Linked DNA regions of Mus musculus: region 1 is linked to region 2. A link is a loop called in an ENCODE intact Hi-C map of the cell type or tissue named here. Cell type or tissue: gastrocnemius. All regions are shown on one strand. Links, peaks and the distances in the headings refer to the core of each region. The heading gives the core; the rest is flanking DNA. Region 1 has its middle 85 kb from the start of Ccdc185. Region 2 holds the start of LOC108167751 (a long non-coding RNA gene).

Evidence for each region. A loop is a pair of places that touch in the nucleus more often than their neighbours do. Peaks named below come from ENCODE experiments on the same cell type or tissue, not always from the same donor. Only the 100,000 strongest peaks of a DNase experiment are listed, where the experiment ranks them.
Region 1: a loop joins it to region 2, with 1.8 times the contacts of the local background. A loop is called at or near these places in 2 of 42 quality-filtered maps.

Annotation. Positions count from the first base shown.
Region 1 is chr1:182,659,807-182,669,066 of GRCm38, reverse strand. No RefSeq gene overlaps it. Among named protein-coding and RNA genes, the nearest start is that of Ccdc185, 85 kb to the left of the region's middle. In gastrocnemius, for the core only: no CTCF peak of the experiment used is centred there; DNase peaks (open chromatin) are centred at 1,574 and 5,201.
Region 2 is chr1:182,484,686-182,493,945 of GRCm38, reverse strand. Capn2 (calpain 2) reads left to right here. Exons shown (of 21, transcript NM_009794.4): 3 at 1,076-1,194; 4 at 1,751-1,884; 5 at 2,911-3,079; 6 at 3,898-3,981; 7 at 4,867-4,952; 8 at 6,157-6,231; 9 at 7,242-7,402. It overlaps LOC108167751 (a long non-coding RNA gene), which reads right to left and starts at 7,925. Exons shown (of 2, transcript XR_003948412.1): 1 at 5,241-7,925; 2 at 1-4,104. In gastrocnemius, for the core only: CTCF peaks have their summits at 3,168, 3,854 (motif pointing left) and 4,057 (motif pointing left); DNase peaks (open chromatin) are centred at 5,050, 5,277, 5,720, 7,421 and 1 more place; H3K4me3 peaks cover 524 bases; H3K27ac peaks cover 4,226 bases.

The sequences.
Region 1 (9,260 bases), core at 521-8,520, 180 kb before region 2:
ACAGTGTAGCGGTCCTGATGCCTTCTGGAAAAGTCAAGTTGACAACAGAGGCAGAAACGACCTGTAAATTGAAGGACACACCCTAGACTGGGAGGATTTTAATCTTGATCTTGGCTGATGCGGGGCCTTGTCTGTGTGTAGAATGGAGAAGAGAATTCTACGGCTGCGTCATCGTCTGTCCTTTGTTCGGCGGGTAGACCCAGCGATAGGCGTCACCCTGCTTCCAGTCTGCCCTGACTGCAGGGCAGGTGCCTTGTCTTACATTTGTGTCCCTGAGATTTGCACACACATCTAATAAACTATTCTTACTGCTAGGCAGATGCTTCGCCTTAGGTGTCTCAGTTAGATTGTCCCAGAGCACTTGGGTGCTCCTCTACGGCTGACGGCTGAGGGAGAGCAGGTTCAATAAAGATGTATGGCACCGATCTCAGCCAGGCTGACTCTCACAGAGCACTGATTTGGAGCCAGGCACTGGCTAAGTGGTATAAATACACCTTCCCACTTAACCCCAGGATAACCCTAGGAGGTAGGATTGGTAGGACTCCCATTTTAAAGATGAGCAGATTGAGAAAGAGCTAAGCAATGCACCAGCTCAGCCCAGGGAGCAAATGAATGATAAAAAAGAACATTGAAGTCACTGGACGTGGGAAGTGGCTGGAGAGCCACCTTTGTGCGCTGATCCCTACAGCAGGGGACAATGGACAGGGTGGGCTCCCACCTTTCCTCCTGTCTCCTCCAAAGGGATTCCTGATTGTGTCCCATGCCGTGTCCCCTGCCTCAGGCACAGCCACCCTCCCAGGAAGAGCTGCAGCTCTCTAGATGATGAAGAGCTCCAGGAAGGAGGAGAATTAATTAGTTCCCAGCAAATAGAGCAGGGGCCTGATTACTCCCACGGCAGGGAGCTGGTGGCTTGTGGCAGAGACTATGCTGGCCCCAGAAAGTTCTATCCTCCATATCTACACAGACAGGGATCATGGGGGTCCCTCAAAGCTGCTTCTGGCCAACCCTATCCTCCAAGTCGCTGGATTACAAGGTGACCCATGCCTACTCATGAAGTTTCTGGGTTCACAGCTGCTAGAGTGTAGAGGGCAGAGGCCAGGTTATCAGCCAAGGGGCTGGGCTTCTCAGACCTGTTTCATTGACTCCACACCCAGAAAGATTTGTCTGGCATTTCTTGGGCTCAGGACCTGCTGTCAAGTTCAAGTTCAAATCTCTCTTTTTGTTTGACAACTGTGTGTGACCTTGACTGCACTTCTTAACCTCTCTAAGCACCTGTTTTCTTTCTTTTTAAAATTATTTATTTATTTATTTATTTATTTATTTATTTATTTATTTTCATCTATGTGTGCATTTGTATATGTGGGGGCAGGGGGCTGCACTATATGCCATAGTGTGCGCTCGAAATCATAGGACATTTGTGGGAGTTGTTTCTCTGTCATGTGGGTCCCACAATTGAACCCAAGGCAGGCTCCAGATGGTAGCATGATATGGGATCATGTAGACCTATGACAGACCCCTGGGTATGAAGACAGGGCCATGCTTAGAGCTATTGACAGGATAGGGGCTGGGAAGAAGGCCAGTTTCCAAGCACAAAGAGGAACCCAGGGCAGACTGCTGCCAATACAGCTCCCACAGTGTCTCTCAGACAGCCTGCACTACGACCTTGGGCAAAGGCATCCATCCATCCATCCCTGTGCCATCTCCTCATTAGAAAGCCTGAGAAAAATAGTAATTATCTGCTTCAGTCTCAGAAAGCCTTTAAATAATTAACATTTATAGGACAGCTTTGAATTCCTCAGATATGAGCCCTGGTAAAAATATTATTATTGTTTTTAAAAATAATATGTCTCTGATCCCAGGCTGCTGTGGAACGGTCTGTTATCTTCTCCCTGGGGGTGGCTGTTTGCGAGTTGATTAATTAAAACTTGGTTTTTCTGACTTTTTAATTTAGATGTTAATAAATTCAATAATTTGATCCATTTGTTGTTCTAGATAAGGTGCTTTGGGGCCAGCCTCCCATTTGTGACAGTGACCTGCTGAGGGATCTCTTAAACTGTATTATAAACGCTTCAGACACAAACTAGTGAGCATGACAGTATGGTGGCCCAAGGCACTCACAGGTCCCCAAGGATCCAGACCTTACCCAGCCCAAACGTCACCAGTGAGACGACGCCAGACTCCCATAAGGAATGCGATGCGTGTTTCGTCTGACTTCTCTGTTTAATTTCTCAACCCAACCATTCATATCTAATTGACTTTGCTTCAATCTATTCAAAGGAATGGAGATGCAGGAGGAAGCCACTTTAGTTCTGTCTGGTCCCCTTTCTCTGGGCTAGCTCTGCTTTCAGGAGCTATGAACCAGGAGGGGCCTGGGTATCAACACAGGCGACAGTCAAGTGTGACCGTTGCTTGCAGAGTGATGCCTGGGCACCAGGAGTGGACAGAGCCTTGGGGAAGGGGTGGGTTTCTGCTGTTGCTAGGATACCTATCTCTAGCTTCCAACATAACATCCATCTGAAGACTGGCTTAGTCTTGGGACTAGCCAGTAACTCAGGTCTCCACTGAACATTTATTATTGGACATAATTTTTCTCAAAGTCTTAAATGTCTAAGACCTTCAGAGAGGGCTCCAGCTCTCCTCTAGATGTGTCTTTGCAACAGTTTTTATCTTAAAATCTCCCCCAAAGTCCTTGTATCCCCTGCTTGGTGTTAATGGAAGGCTATTGAACCTTTAAGAGGCCCCAGTGGGAGGTCTTTCAATCACTGCACTTGTAGATGAATGGTGTCTTGTTCTTTCTCTGGTCTCAGCAGTGAGATAACTGGCTTAGTTCTCACCATAAAGGAACAGGCTGCTAATCTATAGGTCCAAAGTGTTGATGGTCCACAGGTAGCTCCCAAAATGAGGACCAAAATAAACCATCCTGTCCCCAGGTTGTTTACCTCAGGTGTCTGTCAGACTGGAGAGATCCCCAGTCAGCACAACTGCTCTCCTTCAGAACCTGTCAGGAAAACAGGAAGAGCTGTAGCTGCTCCCTCAGAGGACCCGAGTTAGAGCCCCAGCTCCCACATGGTGCTCACAGTCATCTGAAACTCCAGCTTCAAGGGACCTGGTGCCTTCTTCTAGCCTCTGAGGGCACCAGGCATGAATGTGGTGTGTAGATAAACATGCAGGAAAAACACCTATTCACATGTAAATTAATAATAACAATATTGATGATAATGATGATGATGAACCCTCTGTAGAGCACCTTGGTCTAGACCTTCATCCTCATGATTTAGTCTTCCTTCTTCCACACCAGCCTGCTCTTCCCATCTTCTTGCCACAACTTGGGTCTCTTTTTGTCCTTTAGCTCTCGCTAACCCGCCAGCTCTCCTCAACCCATCTACCTTCACATTTCTAGAAACCATGATTGCCTAACCAATACTCTGGGTTTGGTCTAGCTCCTTGCTACCTGCATAGAGATGCCAACAACTCATGATCTCCACCTTCAAAGGATGCTTCTGATGCCACACTACTAAAATGAGTGTCAATCTGCGATCACAGGGCGCCAGCCCGCATGAGATGGGCTGGGGACACACACTCCAGGCCCTCTGTCACGTGGCCCAGCACAGGTGGTCACAGAGCCTGCTCTCGCCGTTTGGACTTTCCCCCAGCTCTGGGTCTACAGGGCAGATTCAAACAGCATACCGAGAAAATCGGAACCTGGGTGAGTAGAGAGATTTGCCTTTGAAAATGAGCAGTATTGTCAGACAGTCTACTGAGGACAGAGGCGAGAGAGGCCCCTAAGAACTTGGCTCAAAAAGGACAGAACTGAGTTTTGAACAGCAGCTTCCCTCTGGCTGTATGTGCAGATCTGCCTGCTGAGGTAACAAAATGACCCTGACCTCTGAGTCCCTGCATCACCCGCACCTCAGGCTCCTCTTGACACCTCCGGGCCCCCTACTGCCACAGGATCACCTACCTCCTGTCTCTGGAGAGCCAGCTGTGCAAGGATGAGAGGATTGAGTTTCACTGGATACAATGTAAACTCTGTAACCAGGCAGGTGGGAGGTCTTCCCTGCTCTTGTCTTACTTAAGGCTTGCCAGAGATCCCCAGGAGCTGACTAGACGTCAGCTGAACATTCTCTAGGCCCTTCTTTCTGCTTGCTCTCCATGGCTAATTCCCATGGCTCTGGCCTTTCCCCTTCCCTGCCGTGGTCTCTCCAGGGCTCCCTAAAGCCCTGCATAGACCACTTTGTAGTTCTAAAGCTCTTCTTCTCTGTCTTGGCAACTCAGGTAAGAGGTGGAAAGAACACATGCTTGAATGCTTAGGCTCTAGAAACAGATGGCCCGGGTTCAAGGGCTGGCTCTATTGCCTTACAGCCACACAACTGTGGACAAGTTTCCCTCAGTCCTCCTCTCTCTTAAATGGGGCTAAAAACAGTTCCTACTATATGAATTAAAAGAACCTACCTATCTACCTACACACACACACACACACACACACACACACATGCATATCAATGAACATAAATATACATTACATGCACATATGTGTTGTATGCATAGATGTGTTGCTTAGAACAGCATCTGGTACACTGCTGATGCCATGCATGCATTTGCTATCAATGTCAACAGTACGTGCAATCCCTGCAAGCACTCCACATCCCCACATTGCCACAGGGCATCAGAACGAATCATCTCATTAGAAAGGTTTAGGAGGAAACAACGATGGACTCAAATCTGGTCTGTGTGATCAAGGATGAATTAACAATAAACTAACAATGAAGATCGGCCCTATTATCTAAAACTTTGACCCGAGGTTTGGAATATCTTCTTAGGGGTAAGGGATTTGCTTATAAAGTTCTCATCTGTGTAGTGTCCAGCCTCTGATAGACACTGGGCAAGCGACAGCTGCAACTTCATTGTTATTGATGAACAAGTGATCTGTGAGCAGTAGACCCTCCAGAGCTGGGATGGCATTGGTAAATCTTCAGGAAATTCACACAAACTTCAGGGCCCAGGGCAAGGAGAATGTGTGAATCCACAGCAGAGACTCATCCTCAGTTTCAGGACAGCAACAGTAGGCGGCTCCTGCACGCACCCGCACTCCTTGGCACACAGGTTCCTCCTGTGGGAAGTCACCGGGGCTGGTTCCAGACAGTAGTTCCCAGCCCGAGAATTCCAGTGCTTTGTCTCACTTTTCTTCTGGGTCACCGTGCAGAGCAAGAGCTCAGAACTCCTGCTGCCAAGTCTGGTGTCCCTGGCAACCACCAGTCCCCGAGACAGCCTGTACTTGCTCACTCTTGCTCTACCGAGAACACACACACAGGGAACAACTTGAGCCGTGTTTATCCTCCAGTTTTGTTGAGAACGGGCAAAAGAAACTTATTCTAAGCACTACCGTTTCATTTTCAGAATCCAGTTAATCATAGGGAGAAACTAAATTCAAGGTCCTAGATTCTAGAGGAGCTGGGGACTTCCATATAGCTTCTGTGGTGAACAGTTGTCTGAGTCCAGACATCTCACCGGCAACTTCTCCTTGGCAGGGTTAAACAAGTCCATGTTCCCAGGCCTAAGAACATCTCCAAATGTTTTCTTACTTGTCTGTTAACCAGTAAAGAATATAAAAGTTGCTGCTATCTAAACAAAGGTGCATAAGTTACAAAAATATATCACCAATTGCCTGATATGCCCTAACTAACTGCATGCAGCTGACCTCCTTTGTCCCCTCAGCTCTGGACCTAATGTCTAGGAGACTGCATTAAGGACCTTGAAGCTAGGTGTCCTGGATACATACAGCCCAGTCTCCAGCAGGCACTCTCTTCTTAACTCAGAAAGTCAAAATACAATTAGGTAACACTGCAGCCCCCCCAAGCGCCCCCTTGCTTCGTGTCCCCATTCATTTAGAAATGTTGCACAATCTCCCTTCAGTGATGGGATTCAGAGCCCTCACTGGCCCCTCCCTGAGTGCTCAGGAAAAAGAACTTCTGTATTTGAAGTGAGTTTTCCCAGCTTCCACCCTAAACCCAACATTTTGACTAAAGAGTACTGTGGTACCTGTAGTTGCCTGAACTCTCGGTCTCCTTTCTTCCTGTTCACTTTCACTGTTAGATTCCCCACCCTGGACTCTGACAGTGTTTACAGTACTTGTTTGGCAGGAGGAAATGCTTAGGTTTGCCCTCTTGGGTGCTTGCCTCTTGTCATAAGAGGAGCATGTCTTCTGTGCCCAGGATCTAAAGGAAGATGAGAGATGTGTGGGACAGAGATAGATGCCCCCAACAGCTGCAGTCACACGCAGCCTAAGTCAGCCAAGTTCTGCAGAACTCAGACTGGATGGAAATGCTACTACTTCTCAAGTCATTTGTCAAGGAGAATACCGTGACAGAAGCTGACTAGTGAAATATCTTGAACACACCCTTCACCGAGTGTATTACTTACTGAATGGCTACCCTAAATCAGACAGCTTTGAAACACAGGGTACACAGCTCCCCCCCCCCTTACACACACACACACACACATCTTTATTTTTGAGGCTCACAGTTCTTCTGGTCACTCTGGAGCAACACACTCAGTGCTGTGGGACTCACAGTCACAATCATGGTGTAGCACTGGAAATGCCAGCCTCAGGCTGAAACCAGATTCTATCTTGGCCCAAACCAGAGGCTTCTCTTTGCTACCCCCAGACCAGGCCTGCAGGGGCAAGAAGGCAGGATAGGAGTCCTGCAAGGAGGAGAAGCGTCCCCTCCATCACCCCTCAGATGATTTACATCCACTTCCTCTGGACTTAGGGGTACTGCTGTCTTGTAGACATTCTCACGGCTGCTCTAGGGACACCCCGAACCACAGGCTCCAGTGTCACTAGCTTCCTTGTGTACGAACCTCTCCATTTGGTTACACTTTCTCTTCCTGGCCTCCAGGTCATCAGTGGCTCCTTTCACTCCCATAAGCTGAGGTCAGTGTCCCAGCTAGATGGATTCCTTGACAGGATCCATACTGAGCTTCTACCACGCGTAGCCAGCGGGAGTTCATAGAACTCAGTTGCCTCGAAGCCTCTTGTCCCGGAAGACCCCAGGGTCACAGGCTATGATGATTACTCTTGGCTGCCAGCTTGACGACATCTGGAATAAACTAAAACTCAAAATTGGCTGGGCGTACCTGTGAGGAACATTTTCTTAATTAAATAATTTGGAGTGGGAAGATCTAGTTCTAATCCAACTCTTTGAGGTGGGAAGACCCACCTTTAGTCTGTCATACCTTCTGCTGGAAGCCTCTATAAAAGGCATGGGAGAAGAAAGTTGCTCTCAAAGAGCCTACTTCTCTGAGATTCTAGTGTATATGAAAGACCAGCTGAGACATCCAGCCTCGCGGACTGAACAGCTACTGGATTCTTGGGCCTTATGTTTACAGGCAACCATTGTTGGGTTAGCTGGACCACAGCCGGTAAGTCATTCTAATAAATCATATATATATATATATATATATATATATATATATATATATATATATTCACACACACACACACATATATATATGATATGTATGTAATAAATCATGTATATATGTGATATATATGACTATATGAGATATTTCATATATATTTCCATATATATAATCCCATATATATATAATCTCTATAAAGAGATTCCGATTCATTCTACAAGTTCTGTCACTCTAGAGACCTGACTAATCAGTTTGTCAGAACCTATGTTTCAGGACCTTGTCTGGTGTGCCCCACTGCCTTTAGTACATGGTGCCATATGACCTTTGATTATGGTCTATTTCACACCTTCTGTCTGGAAGTGGGATGGCAGAGGATCAACCTCCTTGCTCTGTATCGGGTACGGTTCAAACAGGAAACCAGAAGTCTTTGTTATTTTAATCAGAAAAGATAATGGAAGGAATGCTTTTGGCCAGCCCTGTGCGTATTACCACACCGATGCCAGAAAACATCTGTGTCCTGAGCTTGGGTGAGGAGACCGGAGCTCCATGCTATAATTCCCGGACTGATTTTAATCTGTTTCCACAGTAAATCACAGCCGTGACCGTAATAGCTATCAGTGCAAGGCCTTCTAGAAGCTTCTAGAACCCAACAACTGGGATTCTGAGACCTTTCTAAACCCCCAGCTAAAGCTGGAGAGAGGATATCAGAGCCTCTGTCCCTGTAGGTTTGCAGTTGACATGCTCACTTAGGCAACAGATGCTGGACCGATTCTTAGACAGGCCAGAGGATAATAGTCCAGTCTGACAGCCCTTGCCTACCCCAGAGGTTCATGCTTATTTCATAGTAATGGTATCAAAGATCACAGAGCCCTGCCACTGCCTCACCATAGGCAGTTGTAAGCCTTCGTGTCCTGAGCTTGGGTTGCCCAGAGATGACACTGGCCAGAGAACAGAATTCTGTGGAAAACTCCATGTTAGCCAGAGCTTCCCTGCTGTTACCACGATGAGGGGAAAAGAAGGAGTTAATCTGCACTGTGGCTTCCAAACTTAGTTCCAGGATATCTTATCGCCAGGGGTGAACCATAGTAGTCAGAGCTCTGTAAACAAGAGGGTCAGAAGCAGATTCTACGCTTCCTGAGAAGAGAGAACAGATGTCATGCGCCAATCCACAGATGCACCGTGAGGGTCAGTTCTCAAAATTCCACTTTCTAATCTTCAACTACCACATGCCTACTAGAGAGGAGGGTTTGGGACGTGAGGCTAGGTTTGGAGGCACTGTGTGGTAAATTCTGCACATGGTCCTTTTCCTCAGAGTAGCACAAACTTCTATATGAGTTTCAGCCTGGGGTGGTCTGAATGAGAACTGTTATTCCCTAGGCTTCAGTATTTGAACTCTTGGTTAGCCCTGTTTGGGAAGCTTTGGGTGGGTGGCATTGCCAGCGGAAGTACATCACTGGGAGTGATCTTTAGGTCCTCAGATTCCTGCTGTGACTGCCATATCTACTGTTTGCTGCCATGCCTTCCCCCATGATGGTCCTTAGTCCTCTGGAACCATAATCCAAAATAAATTCTTTCTCCCGTGAGTCCCCTTGGTCACAACATTTTATCACAACCGAAAAATACTAACGCAAGCCCCAAATACCTGTTTATATTGCATTAGATCTATGATAACCAGGGCAACAGCAAATACCTGGGATGACGAAGGGATGAGAGAATCCGAGTTCTGCCCCCAAGTTTGTCTTTGAGAATAATAGAGGTGATTGAAGACCCTGATATTCAGGCAGGACCACAGGCAAAAGGATTCAAAAGTCCTATTTACCGGGCTGGTGAGATGGCTC
Region 2 (9,260 bases), core at 636-8,635:
TTCACTCAGGCTGGCCCTGGCCTAAAGATTTATTTATTATTATATCTAAGTACACTGTAGCTGTCTTCAGGCAGCACCAGAAGAAGGTGTCAGATCTCATTACAGATGGTTGTGAGCCACCATGTGGTTGCTGGGATTTGAACTCTGGACCTTTGGAAGAACAGTCAGTGCTCTTAACCGCTGAGCCATCTCTCTAGTTCCCCTTTATTGTTGGTTTTGGGTTTTGTTCTTTTGTTTTTGTGCTCAACAAGTCCCAGTCTGCAAAGTGCCTGGAGCCGGTGCTGGACCAGGTTATTTGTAACTGCAGGATGACCATGGTGCGTCCTACACGAAGCTCCTGCTGTGGGCACCAATGGGGACTGCATGCTTTAGACATACATCTTCCTTCACAAAGACCTGGCCTGAGGATCAGAGAGCCTCATCTGGTTGTCCCTGTCCCTGTCCCCGCCCAGTCCCTTCCCTGACCACATCCCAGAAGTGAGCTCTGCCTCTACCCCAGGGAAACCTCAGTCAGCTGGAGCTCATGCAGATCAGCTCATGGCTGTTCTGTCTGCCTTTGTTGTACACTCCTGTGATCGCACTGCCTTCCTCCCTTCCCCTGGATTCCACCCCCGCCCCCTGTGCCCCGGCATCTCCTTCCTTGTGTTCAGCTCCTCCCCGTCTATTGCTGTATTTTCTTCCTCTCATTCAAACTCCGCTAGAAAACCTCTTTTCATTGAAGCCTCTGTTGCCCGTCAAGTTCAGTCCGTCCATAGACGGGCATAGCTCCTGTGTATCAGGCACAGAGCTGGGCTCCAAGGACACAGTTGAGCCGCCACGAGAGTTCTGAGTTTCTCAGAGAACGAACCTCTCTTGTATGCAGCCATCCACCCAACACGGCATTTCTCCTGTAGCGTGTCCATAAAAATATCCATCAGACCGGGTGACCTGTCCCTTAGTTGAGGGACTGTCTGAAACACCACTCCATCTACTCCAGGGTAACGTTGGGTTCCAAGCACCCAGCTGCAGGAACAAGACTTCACATCCTCTGGGAACTAAGACCTGACCAGAGCTCTGTGTGGCTTTGTGTTCTCAGGGGACTGCTGGCTGCTGGCTGCCATCGCCTCCCTCACCTTGAATGAGGAAATCCTGGCTCGGGTTGTGCCTCCAGATCAGAGCTTCCAGGAAAACTATGCAGGCATCTTCCACTTCCAGGTAACTTTATACTTGGCTGAGGCACTTCCTTGCCCTGGCTCAGGGGCTCAGCAGATGCCTCTGGGCTTGGCTTGCTCCTACACTCCCCAGTCTCTGGTAGTTTGAAAGCTCTGGAGATCAGTTCTGTTCTGCAAAGGATGCTGGAAGAGAGAGACAAGATTTTCCCAACTTGATCATCATGTGGGATCCCATCCGAACGGCGTGGAGTTGGGATGGAGGTGGTCCACGGAGGTAGATCATGGTGTACAGGAAGTAATATGTTCAGGAAGTAATCCCCTAGGGTTTTTTTTTATGTTTATTATTTGAGGGTTGAGATAAAAGGTTAAAAATCTTTTTATGATAGCAAGTGAGAGATGATATTTTTTTAAAGAAGTGCATGCGGCTTTGGAGACACAGATGAGCTCCGCTGGCTTCTTGCTTGGTGAGGGGCACACTTAACATAGGACACCGAAGAGCATCATAGGAACCCACAGCAAGGGGCTGGGCTGGGGAGAACCGGATGAGGCCAAGGCTCAGAGTCCCAGTGTCACCCTATCTTGTCCCTCTTGCCTTGCAGTTCTGGCAATATGGCGAGTGGGTGGAGGTGGTGGTGGACGACAGGCTGCCCACTAAGGACGGGGAGCTGCTCTTTGTGCATTCAGCTGAAGGGAGTGAGTTCTGGAGTGCCCTTCTGGAGAAAGCCTATGCCAAGTAAGTAACCACGCCCTTCCCCAACACCCCATCTTGCCTCTGCTGCCCTGGACTCCAAAACAGCGGGAGCTATTTCGGGGACTGTTTTGAATAGACATTCTGTTCTATAAAAGGATGACTTTGGCCCAAATTTGGCTCTTAATTCAAGGAGGTAATATGGGTATGGTGGCTGTTCACATGATGTACTGGTACAGGACAGTCATTGCTCTTTCTGAGCAAGTGAACTGGGACATTCTGGGGCTGTCTGCTCTGGCCTTGAGAAAGAACTCTGCTTCTCTGGTGGGCCCCCATTGCCTCTTAGCTGAAAAGACCAAAAGCTTCTGCCAGTGGGCAAAGCTACCCATTGCAGGGGTAGAAAAACTGTAGAAACTCACCCAGAATAAATCAGGTGGCTGGTAAGAATGGCTTCTTGGTTCTAATCCTAGCTGTGTATCACCCAGCTGGCCCAAAGTTGTGCTGGGTCCACCCCGGATGTCAGCCCTCTGCAGCGGGAGCCTCAGGTGCTGGTGCTGGTGCTGGTGCTGGTGCTGGTGCTGGTGCTGATGCACTCACTGCATTAAGATGGAGCTAGTGGGTTTAGGATCTCTACAACCCCAGGCCAGACACTGGGGCAGGGGGGCTTCATGTTCTTAACCAAGAGAACTTGGGGCATAGAGCTCAGGGCATGACCACAGGAACCTGCTGTGTGCTTTTTGGGAAACTGGGTTCATTTCTGAAGTGTCTCCAGCCAACCTCTGTGTCAGGGCTAGAGTCAACGCCAGAGGCTGGATCAGAGCAGCATTAAGTCATCCCAGAACATCACTAAACCCTTCCTGGTTTGGTACAAATTCTAAAGCATGTTGTAGCCACAGAGGAAAATAACTAGAGGGATCGCTCCTTGCCTTCCTGGGCACCCCGAGTTGGAGACAAAGACAAGGAAGATAAAAGCAGAGGACCCCATGAGCTCCCAAGTGGGGATCTAAGTTGGAGTGGGGAGGCATTTTCAGGGATGAAGGCTCCCTGTTGCAGCATGAATTCCCCCTTCAGGATCAATGGGTGCTATGAAGCACTCTCAGGGGGTGCCACCACGGAAGGCTTTGAAGACTTCACAGGAGGCATTGCTGAGTGGTATGAGCTGAGGAAGCCTCCTCCCAACTTGTTCAAGATCATCCAGAAGGCTTTGGAGAAAGGTTCTCTGCTTGGCTGCTCTATCGATGTAAGTCTCCATCACCCTCCGCAAGCACTCAAGTCCGCCGCCACCCAGAAGCTCCTTAAGGCATGGGTGCATCCCTTGCCCAGGGTCACCAGGCAATAGTCCTCTAGGGGCGCCATTGATACAGTAACAGTGCCACCAGACCTTCATCCCCATCCCACTTTCCATTCTAACTGTGTTGTATCACTCCACTCACAGACCGCAGGTCACAAAAAGCCCCCCACCCCCCTTCTGCTGGTCTTGACACCTTGTCCGGCACCTGCAGGGTTGTTTGAGCAGCCCTGCAACCTCTCCTCACTCTGTCCCAGTGCTGGTGGGTCCTGGAGAAGACGCCAGGGAGTACCAGAAGGATCTGCTTCTTCAAAATAGCTTTGCAGGCAAACAAACCTCACCAGGGAGATGGAAAGTGAGGCTGGTCCAGGCCCCAGGAGTTTCCCCAAGCTGTGCCCAAAGGATGGGAAAGGAGGGCCTTTAAGGAGTTGGCAACCCAATACATGGATTCTGAAGTTAAAAAGTCGCTGTCAGTGCAACTTAGTTGGGCGGAGTAGGGGTTGCAGAATCACAGCATCTTGGCTACAGTTGCCACTTGGGTGTCTGTCATTAGGCCTCCCACAGACCCTTGTCTAGAAGGTGACTCATCTGGGGGGAGGGGGGGCATGCGCCAACTTGCTCCCTGGTGATCAGCAACTAAAAGTTGCTCCTCCAGGTGGCAGGATGGATGCGCAGAGTTTTCCAGACTAGGCCCGGGTGCCATGTGCATCTTTCTGGGCCATTTGTATCCGGGATGGAGCAGCTGCCACCTACTGTCCTTGTGTTTGCAGATCACCAGCGCTGCAGATTCTGAGGCCGTTACGTACCAGAAGTTGGTGAAAGGACATGCGTACTCTGTCACCGGAGCCGAGGAGGTACGCCCCCTGCTAGCACGTGGCTGTCCGGGGTGGGGCCTCCAGGGCGGCAGCTGCCTGGCGCGCGCTGCCCTCTGCTGGTCACCGAGGCAGCTGCAGGCGTTCTTTTACTCTCTGGATCAGCTTTAAAAACAAAACCCAAACTCAGAACTTCCTATTTTACACTCTTAAATTATTGTTCGTGGGGCGTGGTGGCTCACACCTGAAATCCTAGCCTCTGTTTCTCAAGGGCTAGGATTTTCTAAAAATATTATTTTTTAAATGTGTATTTTAACTTGGCTAACTTTTACTGCACATGCTGTCTCCATATAAATGGCTGGGTTTTTTTCCCCCAGCCATTTACAAGTAAGCTGCAGGTATGGTGGGCCTGTCATCCCAGCCTTCGGAGCCTAGACAGGAGGGTAACCCAATGAAACCTTGTCAAAACAACAAACAACAACAACAACCCAAACAGCATCTTCCTTTTCACCCAACATCATAAGCAACGGAGAACGCATCTCTGAGAGCCTGTGACAGAAGTACCACCAGTTACAGTTAGTTAACGGATGTTTAGCTCTAACACCCCAACCACAGACACCAGGCCAGCTAGCCAGGCTGTTGGTGTCTCCCGCTGCTAACAAAGATTAAAGGCCCAGTCTTTAGAGCCAGCTCCTGAGAGCTTTAATTCTTATTTCATTGGCTTCCCCGGAACTTGGGGAGCGAGCTCCTGGGTACTTGGAGTTTAGTTATGATTTTCCAAAGCTGCCCAGCAGTGATCTGAGGGTTAAGTCCCTTCCAGCTTCCATGATCCTCCTCCACCCACTTGTCTGAAGTGGGGGTGTCCAAGCCCCTCCAAGCCTGCATGTCCCTTAGTCCCTCTCTCCTTTCTTTCATTGGATCCTTCAGGTTGAAAGTTCAGGAAGCCTGCAGAAATTGATCCGCATCAGGAATCCCTGGGGACAAGTAGAGTGGACCGGGAAGTGGAATGACAAGTGAGAAGGGAACAGGGTGGGTGGGCCCCTGGAGCGCGCATTCTACAGGGAGGGCCGAGGAGTGGGGCCAGAGAGCACACACCCTACACGGAGGGCTGAGGAGGGCTAGCTGAAGCTCTGAGAGGTGGCACTGTGGGCAGTGCCAAGAAATGAGGTCCTGAGGTCACTCCTCACACCGCGTGGGCCCCAGGCCTGCGACTCGCTAAGGGGTTTTGCAAACAGGTCACCACTCAGCACTGGGGAGCCATGGCCTGGCCCAGGCCTCCAGCGGGGCACATTCTTTCCTACCTCATGGTCCGGTCCGTGGTCCCTCCTTCCTTTTCCAGCTCACGTTCACTCTGCTATTGGGCCCTCTGGGGTAAAACACACCCCACAGGCTAGTGAGATGGCCCAGTAGGTAACGATGCTTGGCGCCAAGCCTGATGCCTGGGACCTACATGGAGGAAAGAACCTGCTAACCACAAGTGGTCCTCTAACCTTCAAAAAAGCACTGTGGCAGAGCACACCATCACCCTGCTGGAATATTCGAGGGGGCACACACTCGCGCGTGCGCTCACACACACACAAATAAGTGTAAACAAAAAATAAAGGAAGAAAAGGCCCCGTCATCCTAATAAATCAAGGCCATGAACTGTGTGCCAAGAGCGGGGATGAGCCTGTTGATCCCCAGGGCTTTCCGGTAGCTGTTAAGCTTCAACCCTCTGGGACAAAAGCTCCGTTGAGCCGTCCACCTGGTCCCTTGACTCTTTCCCAGAAGCGCTTCCCCTTCCTCTACCCCTTTTCTGGCTTGTTCCAGGCGGCCCTAGCCTCAGCAGAGGACCGCCTACGGGCAGACTTCCTTCCGGGTTGCTCTGGGGGTGGTCCTTGGTGGGTTTCCAGTTGCCCCTAAAAGAGCTGCCGGGAGCATCGTCCCTGACACAGCAATGCTCCTCCAGCCCTTGACGGTGGGCCTTGCTCATTTTTACTCTTCTATCCACCGTGTTCCAGGAGAGTGTGACCTCTCCCCTAGCTCCCTGCACAAGCGTCTGTGCTTCTTAGATTATGTTTTGTGTTTCTCCATGGGGTCTGGATGCAGGTGGGTCTGGGCCCTCGGAAGTTAGTAAAAGTGGGTGTGTTCCGAGCCTCAGCCTTTGGGGACTGTGGAGAGACATGGTCATTGCCACACACTGATTCCTAAGACCTCTCTTCTTGCTTCGCTTTCCAGTTGCCCCAGCTGGAACACGGTTGACCCAGAAGTAAGGGCAAATCTAACCGAACGGCAGGAGGACGGAGAATTCTGGTAAGGCAGCAGGGGCGGCAGGGACATTCCTAACCAGGGCACCAGTCAGCAATGCGTTCAGCACGCTGAGGACGTGTGGTAGGGCAACCTGGCTTTGCTGCTCTTTATGCATCTAAGTCCCAAGCAGGTGGCGCACCTCTGTAATCTTAGCTCTCTAAAAATTGAGGAAGAGGGCTCTCAAACTGGAGACCAAGCTGCATAGCCTTGGCTATCCAGAAAGAACCTGTTTCCAACAAAGAAAAAAAAAAAACTCTATATGATCCTAAACAGCTTTTAAATCTCTTCAATTTGTCCATCTCAGCTGTGGGGTTAACACCCGGCAATTTCACAAGGGCTGAGAGGAATTCCTTCAGAAATGTTTAGACCCCAAGAGAAAACACAGAGAAAGATGAGACCTTTCCTTCCATCAGTCTCTAAAGAGAGATCCTTGGCTCATTAAGAAACCAACTCTAAGCCAGGCGGTGGTGGTGCACGCCTTTAATCCCAGCACTCGGGAGGCAGAGGCAGGCAGATTTGAGTTTGAGGCCAGCCTGGTCTACAGAGTGAGTTTCAGGACAGCCAGGGCTACACAGTGAAACCCTGTCTCGAAAGAAAAAAAAAAGAAAAGAAAAAGAAAGAAAGAAAGAAAGAAAGAAAGAAAGGAAGGAAGAAAGAAAGAAAGAAACCAGTTCGTTAGTGAGCCGAGAGGGTCCTCTGTGTGTGCACTGCCCCCACAGAACACCTCGAGTGGATATTGTTCCAAGAGTCCATATGTTGTTTCGGTTCGTACTTATTCATGGCTTTCATTCCACCACTGAGAACTCTGGGGTGCAAAGAGAACTCATCAATTTGCCCCAAATCACCCCTGAGAAAGTGGCTGCTACAGAACTAGATTTGGAGCCTCCGAGTCTGGCCATAGCGTCCATCACTGAGTCTTAGACAGCCCCACCCCACCCCTGTCAACCAGGTAGAAGATTAAGGTGAAGCCAGTGTCTTCTATAACTCGGGACACCCTGTCTGTGCTTTGCTAGGATGTCCTTCAGTGACTTCCTGAGACACTACTCTCGCCTGGAGATCTGCAACCTGACCCCGGACACCCTCACCTGTGACTCCTATAAGAAGTGGAAACTCACCAAGATGGATGGGAACTGGAGGCGAGGCTCCACCGCAGGGGGCTGCAGGAATTACCCAAGTAAGGGCCATGACCATGTGTGGCTCCGGTCCCGTGGCCTCCTACCTGACTAGATATGCCACTCAGCCTGGAAGCCCAGGGGACTTGGCACCCACTCACCCAGGCTCTCATTCTCTTCCTTAACCACCAGCCTGTGTGTCAACATCTTTTTTCCGTTTTCTCGGCCTTACTACGTCCTGCATTCATTTGCTGTGATGTCCCCTGGTGTCCCCACATCCCCTGGTGGCTGTGGCCTTCATCTGGCTATGGAGGCAGTGCTATGTCCTAGTTCATAACGAGCCATCCCAGGCCCTCATGTAATGCATCCTGGGGCACACCAGCCTCTCAGGGCAGTCTGCCACTCTCTTGTGTGTCAAGTTCACTTGTAAAATGTTTAGAGCTGGGTGTTGGTAGCTGTACTCCTTTAATCCCAACACTTGGGAGGCAGAGACAGGAGGATCTTGGAGGTGGAGGTCATTGTGCTGTACAGAGTGGGTTCCAGGACAGCCAGGGCTACACAGAGAATCGCTGTCTCAAAAAGACTGGGAGAAAGAAAGAAAGAAAGAAAGAAAGAAAGAAAGAAAGAAAGAAAGAAAGAAAGAAAGAAAGAAAGAAAGAAAGAAAGAAAGAAAGAAGAGAGAGGAGGGAAGGAGGGAGGAAGGGAGGGAGGGAGGGAGGGAGGGAGGGAGGGAGGGAGGGATGAGGCCAGCCCGTGTCAGGAGAGGGCTCCTCCTCTGCTCTGCTCTCTTGATCCCTTTGCTGATCTCTTCTGTTGTCCTCACAGCTCAGTCCTCTCCTCCTCTTTGTCCCCTAGACCCTGTCTGATCTCGATGACACTGCCAGTCGTAGGATGGAGTGTGCATAGAGTACTGGGAACTGTCCCAAAGAGCTTCATCTATGTATTAATCTTCTCGAGGAAGTCACCCATTCTCCTTTCCAACTTGAGGATGACGGGACAGGGCCAAGGGAAGTGGCTGGTCCAAGGCCACAGAGCTTTCTGGGGTTTGAACCCAGGCGATGTGGCTACGAAGTCACTCTTACTCTGGAGGCAGGCCATGGTCATATATTGACTCTTGTTGCAGATGAGGAGACAGAGGTTCGAGGTGATATACCAGACCAACAGAGCAAGTAGACTAGCTGGCCAGTCCCTCCAGTCCCAGCACGCAGTCACCAAGTGGCAGTTCTAGAGGCTACCACTGAGAAGCCCCTCTGCCACCCACAGGAGCACCCTGTACCCGTTAGATGGGAGGTCCGCAGATGCTCTCTCAAGGACCTCAGAGTGAATGCTCTTGGCCTTGGGGACCCTCTGCCTCTACAGTACTTACTCAGTGCCACCGAGGTAGCCTAGAGCTTCATACACACGTGTGTGCCAACACAACTGAGTTTAAAGAAGCAGTTGTAACATGGCTGCCAACACTGTGAGACCGTGCTTCTAATTCTACCGCAGAGGTCATTGCATGAGGGGTGGGAGGCACTCAGACCAAGGGTTGGGGGTGAGATTCAGGGTCTTCCTGCAGATGGAAGTATGGGTTGTAGAGGCACTGTGATGGTGAGCAAGAGACACAGATGCTTTCTGGTCTTTGCATTTGCCAAGGGGTGGGGGCCAAAAGACAGGCAGTGTGGGAAGATGGAGCATCAAGGCAAGCCAGCGGCGTAAGGGCAGAAAAAAAAGAACAATTCCTGATTTAGGTCCTCCTGAGATTTATACTGTGCCAGTGGCCCTCCATTTGCTATGACAAGGGTGATAAGCCTTCAGGAAGACTTTGTAATGAGACCAAGAACGTAACTCTGATGGGAGTGGTTACCTCACATGCCTGGTGCCCCCGTTCAGTTCCTAGTACTTGCAACCCCTGCACTCAGAGGTAGAGTCAGGAGATCA